Regions from separate parts of the Homo sapiens genome. Here region 2 is linked to region 1. Evidence: chromatin contacts called from ENCODE Hi-C or POLR2A ChIA-PET data. All regions are on one chromosome and are shown on one strand. The core of a region is the stretch at or near the end of the contact, and the rest is flanking DNA. Distances in the headings are between cores, read along the strand shown.

Region 1 (5,693 bases), core at 439-2,938:
AAGCTGAGTAATGGGCTAGGAAACAAGAATGTTTCAGATTCAGAAGTGACTGTGAAGGTAGGAAGTGGGAAATGGTATATAGTCAACTCTTTAAAATGGTTCATCTATGATGAGAAATGATACCTGGAGGAATAGTGTAGGTTAGAAAAAGAAGTTTTTCATTTTAGATGGGAGAGACATTAGCATGTTTAGTGTTTAAGAGAAGGAGACAGTAGAGGGGCAGAGTCTGAAGATACAGGGAGAGAGGAGATTTTAATGGTTTAAAACCCCATACAAGGCCTGAGAGAAGGAGGTCCAAAGCACAAATGCTGGGAAGTGAGAGGGGAGAGGACCATCTCTACCCTTGTGGCAAGAGGAGATGCAGGAATGTTTGTAGGTTTGATGTCAAGAAGTTCATTTCTTCTATTCCTAATAAAATACTGTTCCTTATATGTCCCTGCCTCCTGCCAATCTGGAATATATGCATAGGGCTTTCCTTCTGAATTTAACAATTTTTGGAACCTAGATTAAGGTCCTTACCCCTAATATCGTATCTTCCTCAAGCCTGCCACTAACTGTCTAAATGCATGAGGAATTTCCCATGGAGTATTTTGCATTTGACTGGAAGAGAGGTTGGAATAGAAGACAGAATAGAAACGAAAGAAAAGTTTAGGGAATGTGCAAATAAAAGGAAGCGTTGTAAAAATTATAGTACATTTGTTCTTGGGCTGTTATTACACATTTAATAATGATGAACACTATATAATGACAAAAGAAATGCGTAAGACATTTTAACAAAGCAGGACATAGTGTTGCATGTACAGTGTAGCATAAATGGGTATTAAGAGAAAAAAAATAATTTGTTTTAATATGGTTGGATTACAGATGAGATTTTCTTTCTGCAAATATTTCCATTACTTATAAGTAGAGGTTTCCCCTCTATCTTCCCAATTTTCTACAGTATGATCATGGTGTGTGTGGAGTTGCAGGGTGAGGCAAGGAGAAAGGAAAACATGTGGATTCAGTGTCTCAGCTCCACTACTTATCATTTCAGCAAGGTTTTGTTGTTTTCAGTCTCAGTTTTACCATCTGTAAAATGATGATGAGTCAAATTGATCTAGGGTTCAAAAAATTAGTTCTTATTCTGATAGCTTTTCTTTTTCCTCTGCAAAATAGGATGTGAGGGTACTGAGGGTGGTGGTGGTGGTGATGATGATGATGAATTTTTAAGAGAGTGAAGGATAGTCTTTAAAGAAAAGTTTGAAATAATTCTAAGTAGACCCAGAGAAAGAACTGAGTAGGCGCACACACAAAATATTGCCAGGCAGTGTTTAAATCCTAGTTAATATTGTAGCTTATGAATGCATTGTGATGCCAGTATGCCCAGGAATGTGACTTTTCTGCAGCAGCAATTGGTAGTCCATGTATTTACATGGACAAGCTAGGTGGGGTGTTTTTTTTTTTTTTCCATTTCTTCTATTAAAAGAATTTCTTACTCAGTACGGTTTACACTCGTCTCTTAGCATCTTTAAGAGGAAAAAACAAAAGCTCTCTTTGAGTGCCATGCACGTGGTTTCCTTGGAACGTTATTTAATGCCATCATGTTTTTAATCTTTCTCCTGAAAGCATGCCATACTAGAAGTCCTATGGTGAGTGGAACCGCACTTGGTCAGTTGTGGTTGTGGGTTTCCCCTGTTTGTCTCACATATGTAGGGCAGGAACAGGTGCGGTCTTTTGGTTCAGAGTTGTTCCAACGGTTCACTACAGTTAAGCACCATCATTATGCTGTTTTCCTGGGGTTTAAGACTGGCATTTTGTAAATAGTATAAAATTCAAATTTTCTTTTTATATAGTATTTATGATATCCAGATCTAGCCTGTCAATACTTAATTTTTTTTCCAAATGTAATTGAGTGTCCTCACCTGTTGACACCTTTTCATTTTGTGTGTTTCCAGTGAAGTCTACAAATGGCATAAGAGACCATTTTAGGAGTCTGACTTGGATCAGTGGGTTAACAAAGTGACGATTTTAAGAGTGTTCTATTGTAGCATTAATTTTGTTTCTTACACCTCTTTCTCTTTTACATGCTTTCTCATGAATTTAACTTATTCCTACACTGTAGATGTTTGGTAATAACTTACTCAATACTTTGGCTTTTTGCTTCTGTAGCTTTTTTTTTTTTTTTAACCTTAGCTGTCAGACGGTGCAGCTTTTAAATGTGCCATTTTTTTCCTTTTTCTGTGGCTCTTAGATTCAGGGGATCCCTTCTTCCATGGCGTTGGTATTTTAAATAACTTAATTTTTACTCAGCTGTAGATACCAAATAAGTAAGTAATGGGCACATAAATATTTTTAGATTATATTTGTTCAGTTTAAATCTAGTACATGCTAAATATATAGGTACAGTTTTTTAATGTTTTATATTTTTTCCCCTAAAGCTACTGACATACTCTTTGAGATGCCTCCTTCATCTATATAAATCAATGATTCTTAATAGTTTTGAAGTCATGGGGTCCTCTGAGAACTGATGAGAGCTATGGATCTCATCTTTCAGAAAAATGCCCAGATCTTAAGCTTCCCTGATTATTGTGTTTCGCTAGCCATTACCATGGGCTTTAAATCCAGCAGATGCCTGACCTTCTTATCCTTAACTCTTTCAACCTGGACTTCATAATCTGTGCCCTAGGTTAGGGATTCAGGACTCTAATAATTGTTGCCTTTTTATGTTGACCAGGAAAGCTGTTGCTGCTGTTGAGGTCTACATGATTAGGATAACATGCATTCTTCAGGAACTTACTGCTTGCTCATTTGCTCAACCTAAGAGTCCCTGCTGGATGGACCAGTTGTTAATTTTATGACTTCTTCTCATTTCCATTTTTTAATAGAATATTTTAAATTAGAATTGTTCTGTTGTTTAAGCCTTTTCACCAAATATTTACAGAGTGCAAAACTTGTTGTCCTCAAGGGAATAAATAGCAGGAAAGATAAACAATTTAAAAGTATTAAAGCAGAAGTATGTACTGGTTTAATAATAATGTATTATAGACTTGATATTTGCTAAGAGAGTAGATCTTAAATGTTCTTACCAGACACACACACGGACACACAAAAGGTACTATGTGAGGTGATGAATATGTTAATTAGCTTGATTTTGGTAATCATTTTCCAAAGTATATGTATATCAAAACTTCACATTGTACATCTTAAATATATACAATTTTTATTTGTCAACCATACCTCTATAAAGCTGGAAATAAACTTAAAAAAGAAATATGTACTGGTTATAATAGCAACACAGGAGCAATACTCACTTTAGCTTGGGAGAGTTAGAAAAGGCATCATAGAGAAAGTGAATCTGAGCTGAGCTGAAAGTTGAGTGAGAGAAGGGTAATTGGAGCAAGGAATAATGTGAAATCTCAAAAGGGATGATCATACACTCAAGTAATGACAGGTAATTTGGTATGGACCAGTTCATCTATAGGTCCAGTATTAGGAAGTGATAAAATATAAAGAGACAAAAGCAGGGGACAGATTATGAAGTCCTGCTTACATTAAGGATTTGGGACTATATCCCAAAGATTTTAAACCAGGTCCCTGATGTGATCAGATTTGTGCCTTTAGACACTCAGTTGGCATCAACATAAAGATCGATTAAAGAGGGTCCAGGTGTGGTGGCTCACGCCTGTAATTCCAGCACTTTGGGAGGCCAAGGCGGGTGGATCACCTGAGGTCAGGAGTTTGAGACCAGCCTGGGCAACATGGTGAAACCCCATCTACTAAGAATGCAACAATTTGCTGGATGTGGTGGCGTTCCCCTCTAATCCCAGCTACTTGGGAGGCTGAGGTGGGTGAATCGCTTGAACCTGGGAGGTGGAGGCTGCAGTGAGCTGAGATTGCACCACTGCACTCCAGCCTGGGTGACAGAGCAAGACCTTGTCTCAAAAAAAAAAGATGGATTAAAGAGGGTTGAGAAAAGAGGCAGAGACTAGTAGACTCGGGGGAAAAGTTGGTGAAGAGTGGGAGTGTTTGAAGATGTATGAAAAAGAGATACATATGACATATGCAAAATAAGCAGAACAAAGTGCCAGCGAGATGAGAGGCAAAGGCCTCAGAATGGAAGAGGGGGAATTTCTGTCTTTAATATAGGATAGAGAAATTTGTGTGATTGACTTTCTGGAGCTTTTTTCCCTTGTTTCTAATGTGATTTCCCTAATCACTTTTTCTTTTCCTTTTTAGTTTATTTACCCCATACTCAGCATCCCAGTTTATAATACATTTACCTGAATCAAATCCCCTCTGAAAACTTGCTTCTTGTTTGTACTTTTTGTTAAACATTCCCAACTCTTACATTAGTTCCAGAAATAAAAATGCCAATAAGCTTCTTTCTTCTGATGTTAATGTGTTTTTTTACTTGTGCAATTTTAAAACATAGGCTTTTAAAAACTTTCTATTTAAAGTTTTAATTGCAGAAACTATAGCTCTTGATATGATGCCTTTTATAACTCTCATATCTCTTGATATAGTTTGGCTGTGTCCCCACTCAAATCTCATCTTGAATTGTAGTTCCCATAATCCCCACGTGTGGTGGGAGGGACTTGGTGAGAGGTAATTGAATCATGAGGGCGATTCCCCCATGCTATTCTAGAAATAGTAAGTTCTCACACAATCTGGTGGTTTTGTAAGGGGCTTCCCCCTTCGCTCAGCTTTCATTCTTCTCCATGCTGTCGCCATGTGAATCTGCCATGGATTCTAAGCTTCCTGAGGCCTCCCCAGCCATGCTGAACTGTGAGTCAGTTAAACCTCATTCCTTTATAAATTACCCAGTCTCAGGTATGTCTTTATTAGCAGCTTGAGAGCAGACAAGTACACCTTTTTTTTTTTTCTTTTTTTGAGACAGGGTCACCCAGGCTGGAGTGCAGTGGCACAATCATAGCTCGCTGCAGCCTCCATCTCCCGGGCTTAAGTGATCCTCCCACCTAAGCCTCCTGAGTAGCTGGGACTAAAGGAGCATATCACCATGCCCAGCTACTTTTTCATATTTTTTTGTAGCGATGAGGTTTTGCTGTTGTTGCTCAGGCTGGTCTCAAACTCCTGGGATCGAGACTCACTCGCCTCTGCTTCTGCCTGCCAAAGTGCTGGGATTACAGGCATGAGCCACCACAACCAGCCTATACCTCATTTTTATTTAACAAAATAAAAATATAGAGCACCTTTTAAAGTGACTTTGGTCCCCTGTATTTATATCCTGAAATCAAATATATATAACATTGTAGAGAAAATAAAATATAAGATTATTCTAAGAATTCTGTTTCTTTCACCTGGTGGTGGAAAGTCCAATCTTGTAGTATGCTAGCACTCTAATTATTTTAGAACCTAATGAATAATATCAGGTATAGCTAAGAATAACCAAATACCCACAGGAAAACAAGTGCAATGGCATTAGTTAGCTCACTAGAATGGTATAATATTTATAATTGGCTTACTGGTTTTTACTCATCTGGTATGTCTTTCCTATAACAGGCAAGGTATAATAACTATTTGAGTTGGGTTAAACTAAGCATCGTATAAGACAGTGTAGGTGACAACGGGGCTAGAAGGAGGAGGCTGATAAGAGTGAGAAGGGAGAAAAAGTGTTAGCAAGAGAGAAGGCAAAAAACATAGGCCATAGAGAACAAAACTAAAATTCAGCATGGGAGAAGAGGAAAGGCATGTGG
Region 2 (5,764 bases), core at 141-2,640, 220 kb before region 1:
CAAACTGTTTTTATTTGGAGATGACCTAGGCCAAACCTTGGAGAGTGCTGGAGCTCCTGGTGGCTTTCTCCACACTAGGCCTGTGTCGTCTCTCCTTTCCCAATCCAACTCCTTTTCCCTTACTCAGAGGGCATATTCTAGGGGGAAGCTGCCCTGTTCTTTGTGCTGCCTTCTCCAGGTGAAGGCTGATGTTAACACTGCTCTTCCTCCCCTTAGCGTTTTAGAGCCCCTGTGAACTGCTGAGAGGCCCCTTGGGATTGTCCTCCAGAGTTTCCCTCTCCTAACTGAGCATCTCCCAGGCATCTAGCCCTCTGTCGTGGGGGTGGGTGGACGGGAACTCTATTCCTTCCACATCAGAGAGCTTAACCACTCTTCCAACCCACCCATTCTCCTTTGGGAGTGCCGGGCTCATTTGGCCTCTCTCAGATGAAATCATATGAAGACATAAAAGGCCTTCCCTCTCCACCACCAGGTTATCCTGTCACCACATCGCAATGCAGTGCCATCACAAAGTGATATTGCATCAGGCCCAAGGATATTTTAGGAAGCTCTCAAGCTGGGTCCAACAAGCCTTCCATGCAGGCATCAGGACCACACTGCCAAATTCAAGGCTGCAGAGCTGCTGGGCAGGTGTCAGTGATGTCCTCTCTAGTCTCAGCTATTCTCTTCTCTATTCTCTACTCCACCTCCCCCACCTGCATGCCTTCCACCAGGCAGGTCCACTTTCAGACTCCCCCAATACTCTCTTTGCCCAGCTCCCAGAGGCCACTACTTTTGCTTTTCCTCCTGTTTTCTTTGCAAAGTGTTCCAGCACACCTTCTGATGTATTTCCTGTTTTTCTGCCTATCATGGTCACTCACTGAAACCTTAATTAATATTTGCTCATATTAACTGTAAATCAACTAAATTACACTTGGAGCTGCAATGGCTGCAGCACACACAGTCTCCAATTTGGGTGTCTGCATGCCACAGGCCTCCCCAACTTGTTGGACTTGGGTGAACTTTTCTCATTCCCTCAGACTCTGGATCTCCCAGCTTGGTTGGCACAAGGGCAGCGGCCAAGAATCCAGGCACCACCCTCAGCAAGTGCCCCTTCTCTGAGTCCTGCTAATGCAATCCAGCAGCCAATTGACTTAAATTCCTTCCGCTTTATTGTTCTCCATCCTCAGAGAGGCCAATCTCAGCATCTAGCGGGGCTGTGAGGCAGACCTCCTCTGATCCTGGAGTTGTAATCCCCCACTGCTGGCTCCTGCAGTTTTATTACAGCCTCCTTTTTTTCTAAGATTGACAGATATAAACCTCCAGTGTGGAGGCCTGCAACAGCACCCTTAAAGGCTTCTTTGTGTAGAAATGTAACCTTAGGGCAAAGTCGGCCCAGCTCCAGGAAGGGCACATTATCCTGCTACAGGGAAGTACTGTGCTGAGACAGACCTGGAGATTTCTTCTAATGGCTGGGGACCTGGGAACCTCCCAGGGACAATACCTTCTTCCTCTAAGTAGAATATAGGCTTGTCTAATTTTACTGGGAGTGGGAATGGGGGTGGGGGACATTGAAGGGAAGGGGATGCTGGAAGAGACCTGTAATGACTGTTCAGGGAACTCCACATGCAATTGGAAGAAACAGATATCCTTTTTTTCAGGGAGCGGGTCTCTAAATGCAACCACTTATGAAGCCCCCATGAGTGGAAGCACTGTCCGAGTCAGAGGGAGTTAGCACCATTTGCTTCTCTTGGAGCTGATGCTACGGTTTCCATTCCCAAGCAGAATGGCTTTGGATCATTTAGAGGATCTGATCTCTTTAGGCAGGTGTTGGGTTAGACACATTATTCCAAAAGCAAGGGTGAAAAGGTGCAGAATCTTAATTTACCATGCAGGATTATAGTCAGATTTAAATCAGGTAGAATCATTAAGGGATTTAGAGCCAGAGTCTTTTTCCAAAGAGAAAAAGGACTGAATAATTCTCTTTCGTTGAAGTATAGTGAGGTCAGGAGTGTAGCATCTTACGCTTGGGGTTTTCTTCCTCTAGCTTTAAAAGGTTGGCTTATACTTTCAGTCAGTCAATTAGAACAGTAATAGAGTATCAAATGTATATGATTAGGCATTAACTTCCATATAGACTAGTGCAAAAACTAAGAGATGAAGGTGTGTACCTGTCATTACAAAGGGCCCCCTATGGGAACTGGGACGGCACCTTGGTTAAGGGACAAGTGAGATGCAGCTAGTTAGAAAAGATGAATTTGGAATCAGGAGAGGTAAGAAACACATGAATACAATTTCTATGGAATCTAGTTGAGATGTGGGTGTTGAGTCCTACAGCTCCAGGAGCTGGAGTTACTAGTATAGAGAGGTTAACACAATGCTTTTAGTCAAAGTTTTTGAAATACATATTCTCACAGAGTCAAGAACATGGACAGTGCAGGAAATGGAAAGGAGAAGATATCTTCAGATGGTATTTGAGATTACAGAATGTGGACAGAAATAAAAATACATATGCAATTATTTTTCCCCTTCCCTTTTCCTCCTAAATCTAGGCAGGAGTTTAACTTTGGATTGAAAGGCTCCCTGTTGTTCTTCCTCCTCTAGCTTCTCCTCTAGTTACCCCATCCACACTCCAGTTCTGGTTTTGAGCAGAACTGCAATTGTCCTTTGTACGGAATTGCATGAAATCCTGTGCTGGTTTTCTAATGTGGGAAAATGTCTACTAGGGAGGCTAAGACCACCAAACTAGTTTCATTATAACCCAAGGTACACTTAAATCCAGCCCTTCAGTGGTGGGCAACTGGCCCAGCAAAGTCTTCCTCTATAGTACTCATTAAAATGTTATTTACATTTTACAATATGGTCCCAAGCCATAAGTCGGGATTTTATCTTGGCAAATAGAAAAGAATACTCTTGTGACACCTGGGCCTGCAAAGTTTTAACTTATACGATGGACCCGTTGGTGATTTGCAAAACAAGATCACAGCATTTGAGAATGAGACCTTCATCCCATTTTGGTTCAGAGAAGTGAGGAAAAGGGAGGAATAAATGAAAAACATATGATCACAAATTTAAACTTATCAGCCAAATACATATTAAATTTACCTACCTCTTAAAAGTGGATTTAATGTGTGTCAAAAGTACAAAATGAACAACTGAAGAAAGCACATTTTATACTTTAGTCCTGAACCTACAGCAAAGGTAGAAAGTCTTCATAACTACACCCATTCTCTTTGCCTTAGAACTCTCATTCACATGACCAGATTCATTCCAGATCAACAACAGTACCACTAATCCCAGTCTCTTTTCGGTAAACCAAACTGTCTGAATTCTTACCTCAACAAGTCAAATTAAATTAACATTTTAATGATATGTTTCTGCCATTGTTCATGCTTCATAAAGTAACTTGCTTTATTTGACTCAAGGCAACAAGGCTAAACAAGCAGTTTTAAAAAATGGATCTTTGCCAGGTCTGGAAATTCAGTTTCCTTGAGTTCTTCTGAGACAGCAAAGATTCTTCAGAGACTATAAGCCCAACTGTACAATGCTACCACATTTCCAAGACTACCATTAAGAATTACAGATAGCACCAGTTATAAGAACAATTTTTTGCAACATCCTCATGAAGTCTAAATGAAAATCAGAGGCCATTTCTCAAATGGCAATAGGCCAAACATCTAAGGCCTCTGGAGATGCTTGACATCTTGCCATGTGTCATCACAATCAAATCCTGGGTGGGGTATTCTCATCTGAGTTTCACTGACTACCAGTAAGGGGCATGTGCAGAATAATAAATGATTCAATGATTAGTGCTCCAGTTAGAACCTAATGTGCCTAATAACATTCCAGGGAAGAGAGGATGGGAAATATATATCAAAGATGGCTTCAGCTCTTCGCCTGTCAACAGCCTGGTGATAGCGGGTTGGGGAGCCACCTTAATTCAGTGGTTTGTATGATTCTGGCATTATTGTGATTGCTATGTGGAACTCTCAGCTGAAAACAATTGAGTCCTTTCTCATCTGCAGAATGGTGAACAATGAGGTCAACTGCAGAGGATTTTTTAAAAGAAAAATTTAGGGGAAAGCAACTGCTTCCCTGACCCGAGAGAGCTTTTGTTGCCAAACAGCAATTTCAGACCCTAGCAGTGACACAGAACATTTGGTTTACTAAAGATGCCTGCCTCCCAAAAGATCACAGTAATATAAAATATTCTTTTTTTCCGTAACCAACAGGTAAAGCCGGAAGTTTTCTTGCCATCCATTTTCCAAGAAGACATGTGCCAGGCTATAGAGAAATGTCTCTGTACACAGAGACCCTCCAAATTTCTAAGTATATCAAGCAGCCGTCAACATTGTGCACCTAATTGTACTCTAAATATTAATCTAATCATGTAATTATCTAAATATAATCATGCAAATTAATAAATGCCATCACTTTTCAACACAAGCACTAACAGTTGACTTTCTTTACAGGGCCATTTTTCACAAAGAAACAAAGTTATTATCTCTTCACAGGATTTATTGCAGACATGACAATTAAAGAAAGCTGTAAGATCTTGCTTGTGATGTGAATACCAGGTGGATGGCTGGGCCCACTCACTAATCAAGTGATTTGTTCTCAGACAATAATGTTTAGGATTCTGATGCTTGCCTCAGCAAAATGGCAAATTATTATTTTTCAGAGACCTTTGACATTGTCCATAAATCATTGCAATGTTCAATGCTAAGTCCTCACATTCTCAGAGATAAAGAGAGCAAAGAAGGGAAAAATAATTTATAGCTCATTGTCTTAGTTCCTTTTGTGCTGCTATAACAGAATACCACAGACTGGGTAATTTTTATAAACAATAGAAGTTTATTTGGCTCGAGGAGCTGCATCTGGTGAAGGCCTTCTTGTTGCATCATTCATGGTAGAAGGCATCACATTGGCAAGAGAGAGTAAGAGATCAAACTCACTGCCTCAAGCCCTTTTATAATCAGCATTAATCCATTTATGAGGGTTCACCCTCATGACCTAAATACTTCCCATTAGGCCCATCTCCCAACACTACTGCATTGGGGGTTAAGTTTCCAACACGTGCTTTTTGGGGGACACATTTAAACCGTAGCACTGATTATTCACAAGTTATTTTCCATTATTTTAGGATGCTGAGAATACTTTTTAAAAACTTTTCAAGGCAATGACTTCCAGAAATTTTCTATGAAAGAGGAGTAGTTTGCATTTCACGTACCATCCCAACAGTGGATATAAGGCCCAGTTTCTTTTCACTCTACAAGAACAAAGGCAGAAAGTGTTACCTGCTAATGTGTTTCAATTCTGCCCTAAAGGGATTATTTCCAGGAGTGGAAAGGAAGACCATGTCTACAGAAATCTTGGCAACCTCTTATCCAGAAAGACTGTAGAGATTTCACGGATAGCGATGTTGTTTGGCAGGAGGTATTACCTTCCTCCAAATTCCATTTACGCAGCCGGTTTCCTCTTTTCTTCTGGGGTAAACTACACAGTAAATATACACATTGATTAGTACCATGCTGAACATCTCTTCCTTGCACAAGAGCGATCTGGTCATCCTTTGATCTCAGACCCTAGCAGTTAGACAGTACATTTGGATAAAGGAGTGGATCTGAAAAATTAAGAATGCAGGCTCTGGAATCAGAGGTACTGGGTTTAAATCCTGATTCTGCTCTTAGCAGCAGAGTGTACCTGAGTTAATCTTAGTTCTTTGTTTATAAAATGAGGCAGCGATAATAATAATACATACCCTACTATTCACCATCACACTTCA

Evidence for each region. A loop is a pair of places that touch in the nucleus more often than their neighbours do. ChIA-PET counts read pairs that join two places held with the same protein, here RNA polymerase II (POLR2A). Pooled maps may share reads with other maps.
Region 2: a loop to region 1 is called in a map of heart left ventricle, with 2.9 times the contacts of the local background. The contact joins two enhancer-like sites. A Hi-C loop is called at or near these places in 2 of 168 maps with a recorded cell type or tissue (OCI-LY7 and heart left ventricle), 8 of 37 single-sample maps with no recorded cell type and 4 of 50 pooled maps. POLR2A ChIA-PET finds 5 or more read pairs at or near these places in 4 of 52 experiments (OCI-LY7, WTC11, activated CD4-positive, alpha-beta memory T cell and 1 more).

What each region holds. Positions count from the first base shown.
Region 1 is chr5:81,627,231-81,632,923 of GRCh38, reverse strand. All of the region lies in intron 3 of SSBP2 (single stranded DNA binding protein 2), which reads left to right. Among named protein-coding and RNA genes, the nearest start is that of SSBP2, 120 kb to the left of the region's middle. Within about 2 kb of position 1,688, at least 2 of the 41 ENCODE cell types and tissues checked have a DNase peak (open chromatin) inside an H3K27ac peak, as active enhancers do.
Region 2 is chr5:81,845,422-81,851,185 of GRCh38, reverse strand. No RefSeq gene overlaps it. Among named protein-coding and RNA genes, the nearest start is that of SSBP2, 97 kb to the right of the region's middle. Within about 2 kb of position 1,390, at least 4 of the 41 ENCODE cell types and tissues checked have a DNase peak (open chromatin) inside an H3K27ac peak, as active enhancers do.